Linked DNA regions of Homo sapiens: region 2 is linked to region 1. The links are chromatin loops, found by intact Hi-C in ENCODE. Cell type or tissue: heart left ventricle. All regions are shown on one strand. Each heading gives the region's core, and the rest is flanking DNA. Links, peaks and the distances in the headings are about the cores only. Region 1 holds the start of LOC124901719 (a long non-coding RNA gene). Region 2 overlaps NAMPT (nicotinamide phosphoribosyltransferase).

Region 1 (10,414 bases), core at 1,370-9,369:
CTGTAATTTCCAGCACTTTGGGAGGCTGAGGCAAGAGGATCGCTTGAGTCCAGGAGTTTGAGACCAGTCTAGTCAACATAGGGAGACCCCCATCTCTACAAAAAATTTAAAAATTGGCTAGGTGTGGTAGTGCATGCCTGTAGTCCTAGCTACTTGTGAGGCTGAGGTAGGAGGATTGCTTCAGCCTAGGAGGTTAAGGCTGCAGTGAGCTATGATCATGCCACTGCACTCCAGCCTGGGTGACAGAGCAAGACCATATTTTATTTTTATTTTATATTTTATTTATTTTATTTTATTTTATTTTTTGAGACGGAGTCTTGTTCTGTCACCCAGGCTGGAGTGCAGTGGTGTGATCTCCACTCACTGCAACCTCTGCCTCCCAGGTTCAAGCAACTCTCCTGCCTCAGGCTCAGGAGTAGCTGGGATTACAGGCGCGTGCCACCATGCCCGGCTAATTTTTGTATTTTTAGTGGAAACAGGGTTTCACCATGTTAGTCGGGCTGGTCTCAAACTCCTGACCTCGTGATCCACCCACCCTAGCCTCCCAAAGTTCTGGGATGGTAGGCATGAGCCACTGCACCTGGCCAAGACCATATCTTTGGGAAAAAAAAGGTGGCAGGCTGTTGGCTGTTGTACAAGAGACCCAAGTCAGTTAGGGGCTTAGAAAACATCTCAGGTCTCATCCAGCCCCAAGATTTCTCAGTTCCTGGAAAGGTGGAGAGGAAGAAAGGGGGCTTTGAAAGCAGAAGTAATGATTCAATAAGGATGTTGGCTGCATTTTTCTTCTAGAAGGTGAACCAGAGAATAAAGAACAGATTTGTCTTTATTTTGCAAAACCCAGGTAGGGAGAGTGGAGGGGAATGGAGTAAGAATTAATGCATTGAAGTTAGAAACAAAAAGAATGGAGGGAACAAGCAAGTAAAAAGGAAAAGAAAGAAAGGAGCATGTTATGTTTCCTTTCAGAGAATCATTTGTTGGAACACTACATCTCAAACCTGATAACAGCTGGTAAATACAGCTTCAAGTATTGCATAAAAATATCACCTGATTTTAAAAAATAAAAACTTATTTTTAGTTCACTTTTTCCACTTCTTCCATGCAGAGATATTTAGCCAAGACTTACAACTGGTATTATAGGTTGAATTGTTTCCTCCAGAAAAGATAAGTTGAGGTCGTAACTGCTAGTACCTCAGAATGTAACATTATTCAGAAATACAGTATTTACAGAGGTAATAAAGTTGAAGTGAGATCATTAGGATGGACCCTAATCCAATGTGACTGGTGTCATGGACAGGGAAATTTGGACACAGAGACGGACACACACACAGGGAGGATGCCACATGAAGATGGAGGCAGACACCAGGTGATGCAGCTACAAGCCAAGGAACACCAAAGACTGCCCAAAAACCATCAGAAGCTAGGGGAGGGGCCTGGGACAGGTTCTCCCTTGCAGCCCTAAGGAGGAACCAACCCTACTAACACCTTGATCATGAACTTCCAGCCTCCAGGACTGTGAGACAATGTGTTTCTGTTGTTTAAGCCGCCCAGCACGGGGTACTTTGCTACAGCAGCCTAAGTAGACCAATCCAACTGGCTATTCGAGTTTCACATTTCCTGGCTCCATGCTTTCCAGGTAAAGGCCTAGAGTGCTTCTGGAACTGTGATGCTCAAAAGGCAAGCAGAACCCAGCAAGTTGGAGCAGGAAGTATCCCAGAGATCATCAATCTTAACTTATTTTATAGATATGAAAATTGAAGTTCAGGAGGAGTGAGTGACTTGCCCAAGTTTTCACCATGCAGAGCCATGACTCAAACCCAGGTTGTCAGACCTCCAGCCCACAGCTCTTTCTACCAGGGCCTGATCTTACCCAAACTGCACACACAGCCCTTCTTGTCATTACTTACCTGTTGGTTGCATGCCTCTTAAGTGTAAAACTTTGGGCTGGAGTTACTTGGAACCTGCTGCCATGGCAACTGGTGGGGGCAGGAGCAGGTCCTTTCTAGGGAATCTAGGGCTGCATCAGGGAGGCAACAGCTTACAAGACTAGATACTCCTGCTGTCTGCAGACACATCATATTTCTGGTCCTTTCCTCACCTTCCTCCTCTATTACCTTGCCCTCATGGTCAATCTAAATCACAGAACTAGGAGGGCTAGAGAGGAAAATGTTCCATGTTAGCTCAAATGCCAAGAAGGAGCCAGTGACTGCAACATATATTTGGAGAAGATCTTATGGAATTAAGCTCAGAATAAACTTTCTGAACCCCAGGTAAATTATCAAAGAATGGGGCTTTATTTGTTCTGCGCCTCTGCATCTATATGAAAAGATAGTCCTGGGCTACTTTCTCCAATCATACAGATTGGACCTAAGCTTGTAAGTGGCTCCCAAGTCAGAAGGTATTTGGATTTGTCTCCTCTCCAAAAGTCCTCAAGCAGACCCTTGATTTTTGTCCCACCCAGTAAACATGCCAAGTGCAAGGTAACTACACAGTTAAAGGAGTAGCAATTAAGTGAAATCTTGGGGAGGAAGGCATGGTTTTTCTACCATGGGAAGGACAGCAGGGACTCCTTCCTCCTAATCTTCCTCCTACTGTCTTCCTGGGAACTGGACTTCTCCTGATTTTGTCTCTCAGCAGGAAGAATGAGGCGGGGCCACATCTAAAGTGGTCATAGCCCCCAGGAGCTGATAGGCAAGGAAGGATCTTGGGTCGACCTGTACAAAAGGGCCCAGAGGAAATCCTTTGTTCTGATGTTGAGACACAGCTGTGTGGAAGGAAACCAGGCACAGCCTGTGCACTGATAGACTGGGGAGGTGAAACACTTCAACCATCCCTTTGTTCTCTAGTGCTGTTGCTCTATCTTCCTTTCTATACCTTCCCCCATCCTACCCCAACAAGAACCAGATAGCGCCTTCCTGAACTGATCAGTTTCTCACCTTGCCTTTTTTAAAAAACCGCCATTGGTACAAACAGATGTGGTAGTGAAGGTGAGTGTGATTTTCCTTCAAGATACAGGATCAGAGACACCTCTGCTTATAGCCTGTCCTACCTGCTCATCACTTTACTATTTGTTTTTGGTTTGGTGTGAACCAGGGTCTGCTCAATCCAACTCTTCTGCTCTCTAACCTTCACACAGTTTCCCCACACAACCTTCCCACATTTTACTAGTAGCTGCCCATTCCTCTCCATCCACAAAGTTACTGAGGGAGAAGCCATGTTTGGGCAGGGTGACCTGACCCCACACACCACCGCATCTCCTTAGCCCAATGGGCCAAGCCCATGTCCTACTCCTGGGGAGCTTGGAATTCATGCAGGAGAGACAGCTCAGAAGCTGTTGACAGTAGCTGGTTTTTGCCAAGTGGATTAGTAAGCAGAGAAAGCTGCTCTGCAGCCAGATGGATGGATGGATGGACTTGCATACAAGCAGGAAAAAGAGAGTGAGGGAAGCCTTAACTGTCCACGGTGCTTTCATTCCTAGTTCCAGAACATCCCTAAGGCCCAGCTGCCTCTTGACTTTGGCTTCGTTGATAATCCTCTAGCTTGAGCTAGTTTATGTGGACTTCTGTTGCTTACCTGAAACCAAAAGAACCCCCATTTATCAGAAATCACCTCTGAATCCATTAGCTGGAGAATGGCCAGAGCTGGAGCACCGTAAGATCTCCCCCCAAAAAACACTCCTGTGAGGCCTGGAAAATCCTCCTACTGTATCATTTGAGCCACATTTTACCATCTCACCCACAAGGGTGAAATGCAAGTTTGGAGAATGACTCCATGACATCCAGACACCTTCTCACTCCCCATTTAACTTTGAGCTGGCACATTAACCACAACTGCCAGCTCACATTCATTTTAGCTGCCATGTTTTAGGAAGGACAGTAATGGTTCACAGTCCTTTATCCAAATTCTTGAAGCCCAGTGTTTTGGAATTCAAAATTTTTCAGATTTTAAGAAGTATGGCCCATTATAAATTACATTATAAATTATATAACTCCCCTGGAAGGGTCTATGACTGTCTCCTAATCAAACAAAATGCACTAATATTTAAAAAATGGAATAAATAATGATTATAAGTAGTTTCATGTCAAGTTTTCCTTCCAAACAGTTTCAGATTAACTCAGGACAGGTGTTGCCTCAAGTGAGTTACTAAAAATCTTAGTTTCAAAGCTTTCAATATTGCAGTCATGAACGATTATGGTTGCCCATTTCACAGATAAGTAAATTGATGACCAAGAAGGCTAGGTACCTTACTCGGGCAGTCTGGCTCTAAAGGCCACAGCCTTCACTACCATCCCATCCTGCCACTCCACTGTTACACTGCCTCTTCAAACTTAACCCTAACCAAGAGTGGCAGGCTGATGCCAGATCTGCTAAACCCTATGGAAAAAATCAGAATGGGAGCTGTTGAACAGAATAGACAAAGCCAAAAAGGAGATGTGGTCATCTTCTTCAGATAGCCATCTTTTCCGCAAATTCTTTCCCTAAGGCCATTTTTAACCAGGGGACACTGGGCTACCAAGGACACTAAGAACAATCTTGCAAGGAGAAAGAGGTGTTGAGGTTCTGAGCGAGAGGTATGCAAAGGATGAGTAGAGGTTAATCCTAATCTTTGCCAAGTAAAGCAAAGGAAAGCTATGAGTGTCAACAGCCTCAGGTCTTTATCTTTTAGTTTGTTCATTCATCACTCATTGGGTGCCTACTTTGTGTACAATGCAATCAGTGCTGGAAAATGCCAGAGAACAAACTGTCCCTGGCTAGCAAAGCCCTCTACAAGCCTGCTCCCAGCTGCCTTTCTGATCTCTTCTCTCCCCTTATAACCTTCTCCCTCTCCCACTAAATCCAGCCACACCAGCCCTTCCGTGTCACAAACCCTCCAAGATCTTCCCGGCATCGGGACCTTTGCCCTTGCAGCTTCCCGTGCAGGCACTTTCTGCTTCCCGCTCTTCCAATGCCTGGCTGACTTCCCTAACCACCCAAAGGGAGGAGCCACCCAGTCGCTCATTTCCCCATTGCCTTAATTTTCATCTTTGCTCTTACTGGTATCTACTGTTGTTTCTGTTTTTCATTTGTTTACCTTCTCTCCCTATTGAATACAGCTTTCTGGGATCGGGAAGCTGATCTGTTTTGCAGTCTGCTGAATCTGCAATGTTTCAAATAGTGCCTAGTGCATAGTAAGTAGTCTATAAATATTTATTGAATAACAAGAAAGAAATTGGGCTTATATTTTGGAGTTTATGTTAGCTTTGTTGTTTTGTTTGTTTTTTGAAAGCCTGAAGTTTTAGACTAGAGAAAACATAACACAGGTATGTGGCTGAGATGGCTACCTGTCCAGCAACATCCATATTCCCTGTCTTTAATAAGAGCACTCCTGTGTTTTAGCTGAGAATTTCTCTGGCCAGTTCAAGTGTACTTTTCTTGGCATCTTTACAGCATGGATTTGGTCATGCTGGGTGAGAATGAGCTGTGTCATTTCTGAGTCATGTCCTTAAAAGAAATTTACATCCTCCCTTCCCCTGGCCTTTATCCCCCTTCCCGCTACCTAGATGATATCAGGATCCAAAGCAACCCCGTTGGAGCCAAAGATGGAAATCCTGTGTTGAGAAAGACGAGCCGCCTTGTCAGCTGTGAACAGTTTACTTCTGGGTTATTACATGGAGAAAAATAAACTCCCATCTTTTTAAACCATTATATGTGGGGCTTTCTTAGTTACAACAGCTAGGCCAGTACCCTATGCCTAACAGAAGTTTTTAAGTCTTTTTCAGCAACTTAGAGTGTTTTAGCTCTATCTGGTCTGCCTCTGCCAGAAACTACTACACAAATATTACCTTTTTTTTTGTTTTATTTTATCCTTACCATTTGTCAAGTTAGTTCCTGTGTCCCACAACACACCGCATTTGTGTGTTGCAGAAAGAGAAGGAAAACACATTTAATGAATGTCTACTAGGTACCAGGGACTATATTAAATGCCTTGCCTGTAATACTTTGATTCTCCTAATAGACATATGAGTCTGATGTCATTTTCTCTTTTTTTTCCTTTTTTTTTTTACTATTATTAAACTTTAAGTTCTAGGGTACATGACCACAACGTGCAGGTTTGTTACATAGGTATACATGTGCCATGTTGGTGTGCTGTACGCATTAACTTGTCATTTACATTAGGTGTATCTCCTAATGTTATCCCGTCGCCCTCCCCCCACCCCATGACAGGCCCCGGTGTGTGAGGTTCCTCTTCCTGTGTCCATGTGTTCTCATTGTTCAATTCTCACCTGTGAGTGAGAACATGTGGTGCTTGGTATTTTGTCCCTGGGATAGTTTGCTGAGAATGATGGTTGCCAGCTTCATCCATGTCCCTACAAAGGACATGAACTCATCCATTTTTATGGCTGTACAGTATTCCATGGTGTATATGTGCCACATCTTTTTAATCCAGTCTATCATTGATGGACATGTGGGTTGGTTCCAAGTCTTTGCTATTGTGAATAGTGCCGCAATAAACACACATGTGCATGTGTCTTTATAGCAGCATGATTTATAATCCTTTGGGTATATACCCAGTAATGGGCTTGCTAGGTCAAATGGTATTTCTAGTTCTAGATCCTTGAGGAATCGCCACACTGTCTTCCACAATGGTTGAACCAGTTTACAGTCCCACCAACAGTGTAAAAGTGTTCCTATTTCTCCACATCCTCTCCAGCATCTGTTGTTTCCTGACTTTTTAATGACTGCCATTCTAACTGGTGTGAGATGGTATCTCATTGTGGTTTTGATTTGCATTTCTCTGATGGCCAGTGATGATGAACATTTTTTCATGTGTCTGTTGGCTGCATAAATGTCTTCTTTTGAGACATGTCTGTTCATATCCTTTGCCCACTTGTTGATGGGGTTGTTTTTTTCTTGTAAATCTGTTTGGGTTCTTTGAAGATTCTGGATATTAGCCCGTTGTCAGATGAATAGATTGCAAAATTTTTCTCCCATTCTGTAGGTTGCCTGTTCACTCTGGTGGTAGTTTCTTTTGCTGTGCAGAAGCTCTTTAGTTTAATTAGATCCCATTTGTCTATTTTGGCTTTTGTTGCCATTGCTTTTGGTGTTTTAGACATGAAGTCCTTGCCCATGCCTATGTCCTGAACGGTATTGCCTAGGTTTTCTTCTAGGGTTTTTATGGTTTTAGGTCTAACATTTAAGTCTTTAATCCACCTTGAATTAATTTTTGTATAAGGTATAAGGAAGGGATCCAGTTTCAGCTTTCTACATATGGCTAGCCAGTTTTCCCAGCGCCATTTATTAAATAGGGAATCCTTTCCCCGTTGCTTGTTTTTGTCAGGTTTGTCAAAGATCAGATGGTTGTAGATGTGTGGTATTATTTCTGAGGGCTCTGGTCTGTTCCATTGATCTATATCTCTGTTTTGGTTACTGTAGCCTTGTTGTACAGTTTGAAGTTAGGTAGCATGATGCCTCCAGCTTTGTTCTTTTGGCTTAGGATTGTCTTGGCAATGTGGGCTCTTTTTTGGTTCCATATGAACTTTAAAGTAGTTTTTTCCAATTCTGTGAAGAAAGTCATTGGTAGCTTGATGGGGATGGCACTGAATCTGTAAATTACCTGGGCAATATGGCCATTCTCACAATATTGATTCTTCCTATCCATGAGCATGGAATGTTCTTCCATTTGTTTGTGTCCTCTTTTATTTCATTGAGCAGTGGTTTGTAGTTCTCCTTGAAGAGGTCCTTCACATCCCTTGTAAGTTGGATTCCTAGGTATTTTATTCTCTTTGAAGCAATTGTGAATGGGAGTTCACTCATGATTTGGCTCTCTGCTTGTCTGTTATTGGTGTATAAGAATGCTTGTGATTTTTGCACACTGATTTTGTATCCTGAGACTTTGCTGAAGTTGCCTATCAGTTTAAGGAGATTTTGGGCTGAGACGATGGGGTTTTCTAAATATACAATCATGTCATCTGCAAACAGGGACAATTTGACTTCCTCTTTTCCTAATTGAATACACTTATTTCTTTCTCCTATCTGATTGCCCAGGCCAGAACTTCCAACACTATGTTGAATAGGAGTGGTGAGAGAGGGCATCCCTGTCTTGTGCCAGTTTTCAAAGAATGTTTTTGCCCATTCAGTATGATATTGGCTGTGGGTTTGTCATAAATAGCTCTTATTTTGAGATATGTCCCATCAATACCTAATTTATTGAGAGTTTAACATGAAGGGCTGTTGAATTTTGTCAAAGGCCTTTTCTGCATCTATTGAGATAATCATGTGGTTTTTGTCTTTGGTTCTATTTATATGCTGGATTATGTTCATTGATTTGCGTATGTTGAACCAGCCTTGCATCCCAGGGATGAAGCCCACTTGATAATGGTAGATAAGCTTTTTGATGTGCTGCTAGATTCAGTTTGCCAGTATTTTATTGAGGATTTTTGCATCAATGTTCATCAGGGATATTTGTCTAACATTCTCTTTTTTTTGTTGTGTCTCTGCCAGGCTTTGGTATCAGGATGATGCTGGCCTCATAAAATGACTTAGGGAGGATTCCCTCTTTTTCTATTGATTGGAATAGTTTCAGAAGGAATGGTACCAGCTCCTCCTTGTACCTCTTGTAGAATTCAGCTGTGAATCTGTCTGGTCCTGGACTTTTTTTGGTGGGTAGGCTATTAATTATTGCCTCAATTTCAGAGCCTGTTATTGGTTATTCAGGGATTCGACTTCTTCCTGGTTTAGTCTTGGGAGGGTGTATGTGTCCAGGAATTTATCCATTTCTTCTAGATTTTCTAGTTTATTTGCATAGAAGTGTTTATAGTATTCTCTGATGGTAGTTTGTATTTCTGTGGGATCGGTGGTGATATCCCCTTTATCATTTTTTATTGTGTCTATTTGATTCTTCTCTCTTTTCTTCTTTATTAGTCTTGCTAGTGGTCTATCAATTTTGTTGATCTTTCAAAAAACCAGCTCCTGGATTCATTGATTTTTTGAAGGGTTTTTTGTGTCTCTATTTCCTTCAGTTCTGCTCTGATCTTAGTTATTTTTTGCCTTCTGCTAGCTTTTGAATGTGTTTGCTCTTGCTTCTCTATTTCTTTCAATTGTGATGTTAGGGTGTCAATTTTAGATCTTTCCTGCTTTCTCCTGTGGGCATTTAGTGCTAATAAATTTCCCTCTACACACTGCTTTAAATGTGTCCCAGAGATTCTGGTATGTTGTGTCTTTGTTCTCATTGGTTTCAAAGAACATCTTTATTTCTGCCTTCATTTTGTTATGTACCCAGTAGTCATTCAGGAGCAGGTTGTTCAGTTTCCATGTAGTTGAGCAGTTTTGAGTGAGTTTCTTAATCCTGAGTTCTAGTTTGATTGCACTGTGGTCTGAGAGACAGTTTGTTATGATTTCTGTTCTTTTCCATTTGCTGAGGAGTGCTTTACTTCCAACTATGTGGTCAATTTTGGAATAAGTGTGATGTGGTGCTGAGAAGAATGTATATTCTGTTGATTTGGGGTGGAGAGTTCTGTAGATGTCTGTTAGGTCCACTTGGTGCAGAGCTGAGTTCAATTCCTGGATATCCTTGTTAACTTTCTGTGTGGTTGGTCTGTCTAGTGTTGACAGTGGGGTGTGAAAGTCTCCCATTATTATTGCGTGGGAGTCCAAATCTCTTTGTAGGTCTCTAAGGACTTGCTTCATGAATCTGGGTGCTCCTGTATTGGGTGTATATATATATTTAGGATAGTTAGCTCTTCTTGTTGAATTGATCCTCTTACCATTATGTAATGGCCTTCTTTGTCTCTTTTTATCTTTGTTGGTTTAAAGTCTGTTTTATCAGAGACTAGGATTGCAAGCCCTGCCTTTTTTTCTTTTCCATTTACTTGGTAGATCTTCCTCCATCCCTTTATTTTGAGCCTATGTGTGTCTCGGCACATCAGATGGGTCTCCTGAATACAGCACACTGATGGGTCTTGACTCTTTATCCAATTTGCCAGTCTGTGTCTTTTAATTGGAGCATTTAGCTCATTTACATTTAAGGTTAATATTGTTATGTGTGAATTTGATCCTGTCATTATGATGTTAGCTGGTTATTTTGCTCGTTATTTGATGCAGTTTCTTCCTAGCATCAATGTTCTTTACAATTTGGCATGTTTTTGCAGTGGCTGGTACCAGTTGTTCCTTTCCATGTTTAGTGCTTCAGGAGCTCTTGTAGGGCAGGCCTGGTGGTGACAAAAATCTCTCAGCATTTGTTTGTCTGTAAAGGATTTTATTTCTCCTTCACTTATGAAGCTTAGTTTGGCTGGATATGAAATTCTGGGTTGAAAATTCTTTGCTTTAAGAATGTTGATATCTTTTGCCCACTTTTTGATGGGGTTGTTTTTTTCTTGGAAATTTATTTGAGTTCATTGTAGATTCTGGGTATTAGCCCTTTGTCAGATGAGTAGGTTGT
Region 2 (10,414 bases), core at 1,647-9,646, 55 kb before region 1:
TTTTCTGTTGTGATTTATAGTCTACTCATCGGTGTTTTCTAACAGAAGTGTATTTCTTTACATAGGTTACTCACTATAAACAATATCCACCCAACACAAGCAAAGTTTATTCCTACTTTGAATGCCGTGAAAAGAAGACAGAAAACTCCAAATTAAGGAAGGTGAAATATGAGGAAACAGTATTTTATGGGTTGCAGTACATTCTTAATAAGTACTTAAAAGGTATTACTTTTCCTAGTATATTTTAAACACTGCTTATTACTCTTAACTCCTTTAGGAGTTCTTTTAGAATTTTTAACAAATCTGTTAATTTGGATGCATTAAATCATATAATTTGGTGTGTGTTTGATGTTCTAAGTATGAGAAAAGTTTTCTGAAATAAAAGGTTTTTTTTTTTTTTTGGAAACCGAGTTTCGCTCTTGTTGGCCAGGCTGGAGTGCAATGGCATGATCTCAACTCAGCGCAACCTCCGCCTCCTGGTTTCAGGCAATTCTCCTGCCTCTGCCTCCCGAGTAGATGGGATTACAGGCATGCACCACCACACCCAACTAATTTTGTGTTTTTAGTGAAGACGGGCTTTCTCCATGTTGGTCAGGCTGGTCTTGAACTCTCGACCTCAGGTGATCCACCTGTCTCGGCCCACCAAAGTGCTGTGATTACAGGCGTGAGCCACCACTCCTGGCCGAACTAAAAGTTTTGAAATAAGTTTAGAAAAGTCATTAATTTTTGGAGGCTAATCTTGTTTGTTATACTTTAGTCATTAATTCAAAGTAAAGGAGTTGTTAATGAACTGGAAACTCCTTTTGAATTATGGTAGCAATCAGAATATTTTTATATTAGCCAGTTTTACCTTGAAGACCTATTTTTAAAAACTACCTGTGTCTCTGGACTTAGTTGCAAATGCATATTAAAACAAAAATCCCCCAATTTCTGTGCTTTCTTATTTGAAAGGCCATTTCTAGGGGGAAAACAGTTCCCAAACACATTATACATGTTGGAAAAGTTTATCTCTAACCTTTTGAATTAAACAATTTCAGAATTGAAAACAGTAAGGTGAATTTTAGGCCAATAACTCTTTTCTATAATCTTGACTCTTTTAAGATTAGGCAGTTCAGATAGTCTTATACTACTGAAAACCTAGCTAGATATCAGAAGTAATTATTAGTGGCAAGAATACCAAAGTTAATACCAAAGTTTTTTTGTTTTGTTTTGTTTTTAGACAGGGTCTCACTCAGTCACCCAGGCTGGAGTGCAGTGGTGCAATCTTGGCTCACTGCAACCTCTGCCTCCCAGGCTCCAGAGATCCTTCCTGCTCAGCCTCTCAAGTAACTGGGACCACAGGCTCGCACCACCATGCCTGGCTACTTTTTTATAGTGACAGGGTCTCACCATGTTGACCAGGCTGGTCTCAAACTTTTGAGCTCTCAAGCGACCCGCCCGCCTTGGCCTCCCAAAATGCTGGGATTACAGACATGAGCCACCACGCCTGGCCCCAAGATACTTTAAACGAGTTTACTAGTTATCTTGTATTAAGTTACCAGCAACTGATAGCACACTTTAATTTAGTCATACAACTTAAGAACTTTGTAAAATATTACTCATTTTTAATTATAACTAAAATGTATTGATTACCTATTCTAGGCCAGCATTATTGTAAGTGGTTCGTATGTCTTAACTCATTTTGTCCTCACAAACATCATATAAGTGGGTACTCGACTTTTATCCTCATTTACGGATAAGAAAAGTTAATTAAAAGTGTGTTGTTTGGGGGGCAGACATTTAGTAATTGTGGAAATTACTGACTTACCAACCCTAAAGATGCCACATTCTTTACGAACGAAGTGAGACGTTTCATTTGGATGTAAGAAGCTTTTGAGTCATCTCAAAGTTGAAAAGTACCAAAATTAATCGAGAGAAAAAAATTAAGTTAATATCATTTTTAAAAGCTGTGCAAGTAATAATTTTTTCTATTACACATCTGCTTTTACAATAAATAAACATTTATACTTTGAGTTATTAAAAGTACAAATTCCTTTTCTGACTCTGCTGTTGACTCTGGGTGAGCATTTAACCTCTTAGTTATATTTTTAATCCATAGAATGGGTGAAATAGCCAAAGATATTAAGTCTGTGACAGTTCAGCAACTCACAGAATGCACCTTTAGAAATGTAAACAGGACATGTATATTCTTCTAGGTAAAGTAGTAACCAAAGAGAAAATCCAGGAAGCCAAAGATGTCTACAAAGAACATTTCCAAGATGATGTCTTTAATGAAAAGGGATGGAACTACATTCTTGAGGTAAAAGATGGTTTCATCTTTTGATCTGTTTTGGTTTTTCTTTCAGTTCAAAACTTCTTGCAAAGGAATTTGTTTTTGTTTTGTGTTTTTTGAGAGAAAGTGTCACTCTGTCACCCAGGCTGGAGTGCAGTGGCACAATCTCGGCTCACTGCAACCTCTGCTTCCTAGGTTCAAGCTATTCTCCTGCCTTAGCCTCCTTAGTAGCTGGGACTACAGGCACGCACCACCACACCTGGCTAATTTTTGTATTTTTAGTAGAGATGGGGTTTTACTGTGTTGGCCAGGCTGGTCTCAAACTCCTGACTTCAAGTGATCTGCCCACCTTGGCCTCCCAAAGTGCTGGGATTACAGGTGTGAGCCACCATCCCCGGCCAGAATTTGAATAAGAGATTAGAGTATCATTACAGTTCTTTTTTGTTTGTGATCTGAATATAATGGCTATTTCATAGCCATTATATATCCTTTTGAAAAGTTATATTATAGCCAATATATCCTTTTGAAAAGTTAAGGTTGACATTTTATCCCTCTCCCCGCATCCCCCATGTTAAATCATTAGCATATAGAATCTACAGCAAGTCTAAGTAATTAATAAAAATGAATTATAACTTAAATAACATTTTTGAGAAAGATAATTCATTCTTGAAAATACACTATAGGTAGGAAAGGGCATGGTTATTTGGCAATTTCAAAATGTAGGTCTGTTTTCTTGACTGAAAATAGATGCTGTGAGTCTATCACTACACATAATTCTGGGAAGTTTCTCACTGTATAGTGAGAATGGCTTGGTGCTGATCCACAAAGTTGATTTTTAGTCTTGATTGTATTATATTTATATCTAGTATGTTTGAATTCATTGCCTAAATATTAAGGCACTCAAAGACATGGTAATAGAATTATAAGAGTTAAATATCCCGTGGTGGTTTCCTTTTATTACAATGATCAGTTGGGAATGGAATCTGTTGGCGTATCTTGATGTTGAGTGTTACTTTTAAGTCTCACAAACGAAAGTTTCTTACATTGAAAAGACTGTCAAACACAGAATAATTAGAAATACTTTAACTTTCATGCCTATATGACAATACTGAGCTATACTATTTGGTACTTATGGGTCTTGAAAAAGTCAGGTAAGTACTCTGTGCTGCACTTTTCCTGTATCTTAAATAAGGTCAATAGAATCTGTGAGCTATCACCTGTACTTGCTCCATTTCTCTTCTGTGAGGTTTGTTGTAAGGATAAATACAGTAATAAGTTAGGTACTATGCTTATTACTATACTGTCCAGTGGCCAGGGCAATAAGTCGTTTGATTATATGATCAGAAAATCTTGGGGAACTAAAGGTTCTCTAGAGATAATCTGGTCTAACCCCATTTTACAAACAGAATCTGAGACCGAGAGATGGCAAGTGACTAGTCCAGGGTCTCCCCGCTGCTTTTGAGTCCAAACTAGGACCTGTAGGGCAATGTTCTTTTTGCTATACACTGTGCCTCCAGTGCTTGTATTAAACAGATTTTTCTTGTATTTAATTACCTTGTCCCAAATCACATAAATAAATTATCAGGATTTCTGAAACAGCTTGCCTTCCTAGTGAAAAGTTAGGCACAGCTCTTAGCTTTAAAAGGGAGGTACAGTGTCACATAACAAATAACCTTCAGCCTAATTTTGGAGGCAATTATTACATTAAGAGGAAGTCAGTTAAGTCATACTCGAGTGTTAATTGCCAAGATTCTGTGTTTGGCCTGTCTCATAGTTTCAGGTCCACGACCAGAATAGAGGGAACCTATTTCGGTTCTTCTGCAGGGATTTCCCTAGCTCTCCTTCTCTCTCGTTTTGTTTTCTTTTGTTCTTTAATAGCAATCCTTTATCTTTCAATCTGCAGCCTTTATTTTGTGAAAATAACGAATTTAGAATAAAGGTAGTGTTCTTGGAATACTTTTAGAATATGTTGGAATAAAGTCATCCTTTCTCATTTTCTGAAAAAGCAGGGAAGAAGCAACAGTTTGGTTTTGATGAGTTTGGAATTTTCTGCCACTTGTAGTGATAAATGTTCTTAGCAGAAGCACGTGGCAGCATTAAACTTAAAAATTAATATCAGTACGTATGTTAATAATTTTAACTAGTTTTATTTTAGAAGGATAAGGATATTCTGACTAGATTACAGTAACATCTACAATTGCAATTTCTATGACAGTAAATTTAGCTTCTATAAAACGTAAAGAACCTTTAGTAAAACAGCAGGGAATTGAGTATCATCTGTTGAATAAATAAATTTATCATTTTATCCTGCCAGAAGTATGATGGGCATCTTCCAATAGAAATAAAAGCTGTTCCTGAGGGCTTTGTCATTCCCAGAGGAAATGTTCTCTTCACGGTGGAAAACACAGATCCAGAGTGTTACTGGCTTACAAATTGGATTGAGGTAAATTGTTTTTTTAATTCTTATTTAACATTAATTGAATAAAGACCATTGAACTGAGATTACAGTTTAGAATTTGTTACTAATAAAGCTATATAATCTCCTATAATTTACTTAACCTTTCCAGGCTTCAATTTCCTCATCTATAAAATGACAGACTAAATAATCTTTAAGGTTTCTTCTAGTAGAATAGAATGTTCTGAGATTTTGTTTAAATCAAATTATTGAGAGTGATTGTTTTTAAAACCTAGTTGGCTTTCATCTAATTCATTGCCATTTTAAGTGTGTATTATTTTAGAGCAAACTTAGAAAAACAGCACATTTCTAGTAACTTACGACATTCGATGAATGATAAATGTTCAAGTTAGACTAAAGGAACTTTATTCCAACTTCTAGTAACTACTTTCTTCATTTTTCTCTCATCAGTTTAGGTCTTAGGATCTACCATCTGTTACTTTTCAGTTTCTCATCTAAATAAAACAAGATCTGCTGTTCATATTGTTTAATTTCTCAGGAAGGGTACATTTTGGGCTTTGGGTTTATACTGCGAGCCTTTTTTTTGTTTTTCTTGTATGTATACCTAAGTAGTCATATGTTTTCACATGGTCAGAGTTTTGATAATAATACTCTACCTAGCTTCTGAACAGTTTAATAATAGATTTAATCCGTGAGAGGAAATACCCTCGAAAGTTACTATAGAAATAACACCTTACTATCTGGTGGCATTTACTTAGTTCTTAGAACTGACTAATTAGTTTATCGGTTAAAGTAATTTGCTATTATATTGTAAAATAGTACATTTGAGGCTCACTTATAAAAATTGGAAAACATCGAAATATAAGAGGTCCAAGAGGGTGTTTGAAACACATTTTGCTAAGTTGACAGGAAATTAATAGACTTTTTATGGGCCATTAACTAATAATACACTCAAAAAAAAGGTACAGTTAAATAAAGGTTTTAAATAGTCTATACCGTATACTAAAACTAAATTAATATTTAGGACTGAAATAACATATTGATTAAGTACCAGCTATGTACCCAAAAAATGCTGGGCACAGAAGTTAGAGTAAGATGTTTTACTTAAAGGGCCTTTGAGTGAGAGTTGGCAATTCATTCTGAACTAACCACTAATATCATTAAGAATTAGTGCTGAGTTGGTAGCAGGAAATAGGTAATTCTGTCTAAAGGAATCATGAAATGGAAAATAAATAAGCTTTTAATAAGGAGAAGGAAGAGCTGAAGAAATGGCACAGTGTTCTTAGAATGACAGATAGTCCTATGGGGACTGCAGCATAAAAGTGAAAAATGTATAAGATAAACCTTTAGATGGTAAGCAAGGCAAGATTCTCAAATTCTGTATGAATCAGCTCCACCTCCGCCCCATGGACAGTAGATGACCGTTAATGGCTTTTAAGGAAAGATGCAACCTGGAAAAAAAGAAAAAAAACTTGTTTTAGAATGGTAACCACTGGCAATATGAAGAATAATTAGACTAAAGAAGAGAGGTAGGATAATCATGGGCATTGGCAGTGGAATTGAAAGAGTAATTTCAGAAGCAGAATGGTCAGATGTTGGAGGTGATTGGTTATAGAGTTTAAGAATTGTACTGATTTTCTATTGTGTAACAAACTACCCCAAAACTTAATGGCTTAAAGCAACTATTATTTCTCCTGATTCTGTGGTTGACTGGATGGTCGTCTGCTGCTCTTGCTTAGACTTAGGCATCTGCATTTAGCTGAGGGTTCAGCCAGGGCTGGACATCCTTTAATGGCCTCATTCCCATGTCTGGGGCCTCAGGTCAGATAGCTGGGACTACCGGGTCTCACTCCAGAAGAGGTTTCTTCAGAGCATGGTAGTCTTGGGGTTCTAAGAGAATGAGAGTAGAAGCTGCAAAACCTCTTGAAACTGGGGCTTGGGAGTCACACATGACTTTCTCCACATTCTGTTCGTCAAAAGCGAATCATAAGGACAGCACAGACTCAAGGGATAAGAAAGGAGATTCCATCTCTTGATGAGAAGAGCTGCAAAGGCCATATTTAATCAGTCACAGGAGTCTAATGCTACAAAGTAGTTTTTTAAAAAGATGACTAGATTGGCAAGTTCAAGGTTAATCTTTTTATTTGTTTTATTTATATATCACTTAGCTGGTATTCAGTAAAAGCTTGCTTTGTAAAATTTAGTTAATATCTTTTTGGTTCAGCACAGACATTGCATCATCTTAGCAGCTCTTTTTCAAACAGATTTGAAGCTGCTTCAAATAACAATCTGGTTTATAAAATGAAAATAGAAAATTATGATCTTAGAATGAAGAAGTGAATTTCTAAGCCATGATAATTATTACGGTTGCTGTGATTAGACAGACTTTTCTGTGGAGCTTCCTGACAACCAAGAAAAAAGGGGAAATCAAGGAACTGTTCTTATCAGAAAGTAGGAACCCAGCAATTCTTTCATTTTCTCATTGGGAACTTAATAGTCACTGAATTACAAAGTAGACAGTGACCTTGATTATACAACATATGCGGAAGTGTTTCCTGTAACTTACGTGAGTATTTTATCAAATACTTATATATTTGATAAAAGCTAAGTACATAAAGCATAACTCAGTAGATAGAATTCTCTAGTAGTAAGCTAAAGTGCTTCAAGTATTAGTTGTCATATTAATCCAAGAGAAAATTAGATCTGAGACTACCTCGAGGAGTAAACGAACAACTTCTTTAAACCAATACTAGTCAAAATGCAGTCCACGGACCAATGCTGGTTCATGCCCTATTTGATCCAAGTCCACATTAAGTACAGAAATGAAGAGTAAGCATTTAGAAACTTGGGGCAATTTGACATTGCCTCAACATCCAAGTTTCAGTGTCCTTTATAAACTATTGATCCATGACAGATCATGAAACTTTCTAAAAATTGATCCTTTTATCACATAGTCTTTCAAAATATTATTTGCTTCTTTGAAGCTTTGGATAGAAACTTGATAATGTGAAGTTCTCTGCTATGTGGACCTGGTGTGCTTATCTTCTTTGTTGCTGATTTGAGAGCTGAGCTATGTACTATATCTGGAATGCACACAGCAGGCATCCTGCTGCGCAGTTCTGTGTCTAGTTAATAGTATGGAAGTTCAGGACATACCTCCAAAAAAAAAAAAAAGCTAGGATTTTCCTCAGAAAGAATGCAGTATTTTATGTCTTAATATTTGTGGTTAATTTTGTTACTACAGACTATTCTTGTTCAGTCCTGGTATCCAATCACAGTGGCCACAAATTCTAGAGAGCAGAAGAAAATATTGGCCAAATATTTGTTAGAAACTTCTGGTAACTTAGATGGTCTGGAATACAAGTTACATGATTTTGGCTACAGAGGAGTCTCTTCCCAAGAGGTAAGTAACTGAAACCAACCTCATTTAATATAATGTGGATTGTTGGTTAGAGTACCACTGTAAACTTTTGGGGACGTTATTGAGATTGATCTTGGTTCTAAAATTCCAAAGATTCAACCAACAGATACATATTCAGTACCTACTACTGTGTTCAGGGTACATGGGATATGTCCTTCAACAGATGTCCCTGTCCTTTATATATTAGATGGATGGACAGATGGATAGCCAGAAACAGACATAATATATCAGATGTGAAATAATGCCATAAAGAAGCTCAAGGCAGGGTAAGGGAAGAGAGAGTGATGAAAAGTGGGGGTGGGACACTGTTAAATAGGTCTCTTTGAGGAGATAATAGTTGATTTTTTAAAATATTTAGGAAAAACTGAATCTTTGTCATTAGGAACTGTTATGTCTGACAATAAATACTTTCCTAAGAGAAAGACAATTCTTATGGGAGCTATGCTATATTCCTTAAATGTGGTTGGCTGCATCCTGGTATTATTAATGTGGGTTTCTTTCTGTTTTGGATTTTGGTTTATGATTGATTTTCCAGACTGCTGGCATAGGAGCATCTGCTCACTTGGTTAACTTCAAAGGAACAGATACAGTAGCAGGACTTGCTCTAATTAAAAAATATTATGGAACGAAAGATCCTGTTCCAGGCTATTCTGTTCCAGCAGCAGAACACAGGTAAAAAATTCTGTTCATTTTTTAAAACTACTAATTTTTTCACTCTTGTATTTGTAACTCAGTGACATTTTACCTAACTGCAGAGCCAGGTACCTACAGTACATCTTCATGAACTTGAGCAACACAAATTCAGTATTTATACAAAAGTATAAACATTAGTCTTAGAGAGGCAGAGAAATTTTATCCATGCTAGAAGAAACAGTTTAAGAGCTTTTTTCCAATACTTATATTGCCATAGAAGTTTTCTTTTAAGGAATTTTTTTTCAATTACTGTATTGTCATATGTAGGTAGATTTTATTCATTAAATTTAGAAGCACTCACTGTAAGTACCAGCCACTTTTTGCCTTTTCCCTGTCCTCCTACATGACCTTATCTATATTTGCCCTAGAAATTGTCATCTGTACTGTACCTTCAGTTGTAGATGAGAAAGCAGGACCTGTTGAGGAAAGAAAGGGTGTTCAGATTCTTTTTACGCTTCCTTGTCTGCTTTCAGTAAACTATCTCCAGTTACCCAAGAAAGAAATTACAATCTAAACTGCAGCTGCTCTGGTCCTAGAGCTAACTTTATTAAAAGTAAATCAGGTTGTTTTTTTTTTTTTTTTTTTTTTTTTTTTTTTTTTTTGAGACGGAGTCTCGCTCTGTCGCCCAGGCTGGAGTGCAGTGGCGGGATCTCGGCTCACTGCAAGCTCCGCCTCCCAGGTTCACGCCATTCTCCTGCCTCAGCCTCCCAAGTAGCTGGGACTACAGGCGCCCGCCACTACGCCCGGCTAATTTTTTGTATTTTTAGTAGAGACGGGGTTTCACCGTTTTAGTCAGGATGGTCTCGATCTCCTGACCTCGTGATCCGCCTGCCTCGGCCTCCCAAAGTGCTGGGATTACAGGCGTGAGCCACCGCGCCCGGCGTAAATCAGGTTTTTTAAATGTTTGCCAAACCTTATCACTGACTTTTATAACAAAATTATTTACTATAATCATTAGGGAATATTTAAGTTCTGCTAATACTTAAAATTGCAGAGTGCTAAAACCAGCAGTGAGTTTAGAATCAAGCTAAGCTTTATTGTTGCTACTATTTGAGGCATATTAGTTGACTGGTGTTCATATGCAAGGCAGTCTACTGGGTGCAACAAGGGTTAGAAGGATATTTTTAAAAAACTGACCCTATTCTCAGGATGAAAATAATACACTAGTAATAGTCTGCTCTGTTGGTTAACTCCTCGTAAGGAGGTACAATTAAAATGCTGTAGTGTTGCAAGGGAAGGAGAGGAAGAATCATATTCCTTCACTAGCAGGATCAAGAAAGCTTTTATAGAAATATACAAAATCTTCACTTCTTGAAGGATTGGTAAAATTTAATAGCCAACATTGGGCACTTATTCATTCTCTGAGTAAATATTTATTGCATGCTTATCTTGTATCAAGCATTGTGATGAAAGCACAAGAATGAAAGAGGAGGGAGAATGTTTAGAGAATAAGGGCTGAAACACAGATTTTGTAGGGAGCGTAGGGGAGACTGAGAAGACAGGTTCAGGTTAGTAAGGGCGCTCATATTTTGACACTGAATGTTAACTATGTGCACATCATGCTAGCTATTCTAAATCAGGCATTTTCAAATGGAAGCAGGCACTGACATTT

Evidence for each region. Hi-C counts contacts between places; a loop is a spot of excess contacts. Peaks named below come from ENCODE experiments on the same cell type or tissue, not always from the same donor. Only the 100,000 strongest peaks of a DNase experiment are listed, where the experiment ranks them.
Region 2: a loop joins it to region 1, with 3 times the contacts of the local background. A loop is called at or near these places in 31 of 110 quality-filtered maps.

The regions. Positions count from the first base shown.
Region 1 is chr7:106,211,691-106,222,104 of GRCh38, reverse strand. LOC124901719 (a long non-coding RNA gene) reads left to right here and starts at 4,929. Exons shown (of 2, transcript XR_007060467.1): 1 at 4,929-5,165; 2 at 5,538-5,680. In heart left ventricle, for the core only: no CTCF peak of the experiment used is centred there; a DNase peak (open chromatin) is centred at 4,894; H3K4me3 peaks cover 526 bases; H3K27ac peaks cover 3,411 bases.
Region 2 is chr7:106,266,831-106,277,244 of GRCh38, reverse strand. It overlaps NAMPT (nicotinamide phosphoribosyltransferase), which reads left to right. Exons shown (of 11, transcript NM_005746.3): 2 at 66-222; 3 at 2,196-2,299; 4 at 4,587-4,715; 5 at 7,933-8,091; 6 at 8,645-8,781. Among named protein-coding and RNA genes, the nearest start is that of NAMPT, 13 kb to the left of the region's middle. In heart left ventricle, for the core only: no CTCF peak of the experiment used is centred there; no DNase peak of the experiment used is centred there; H3K4me3 peaks cover 805 bases; H3K27ac peaks cover 2,964 bases.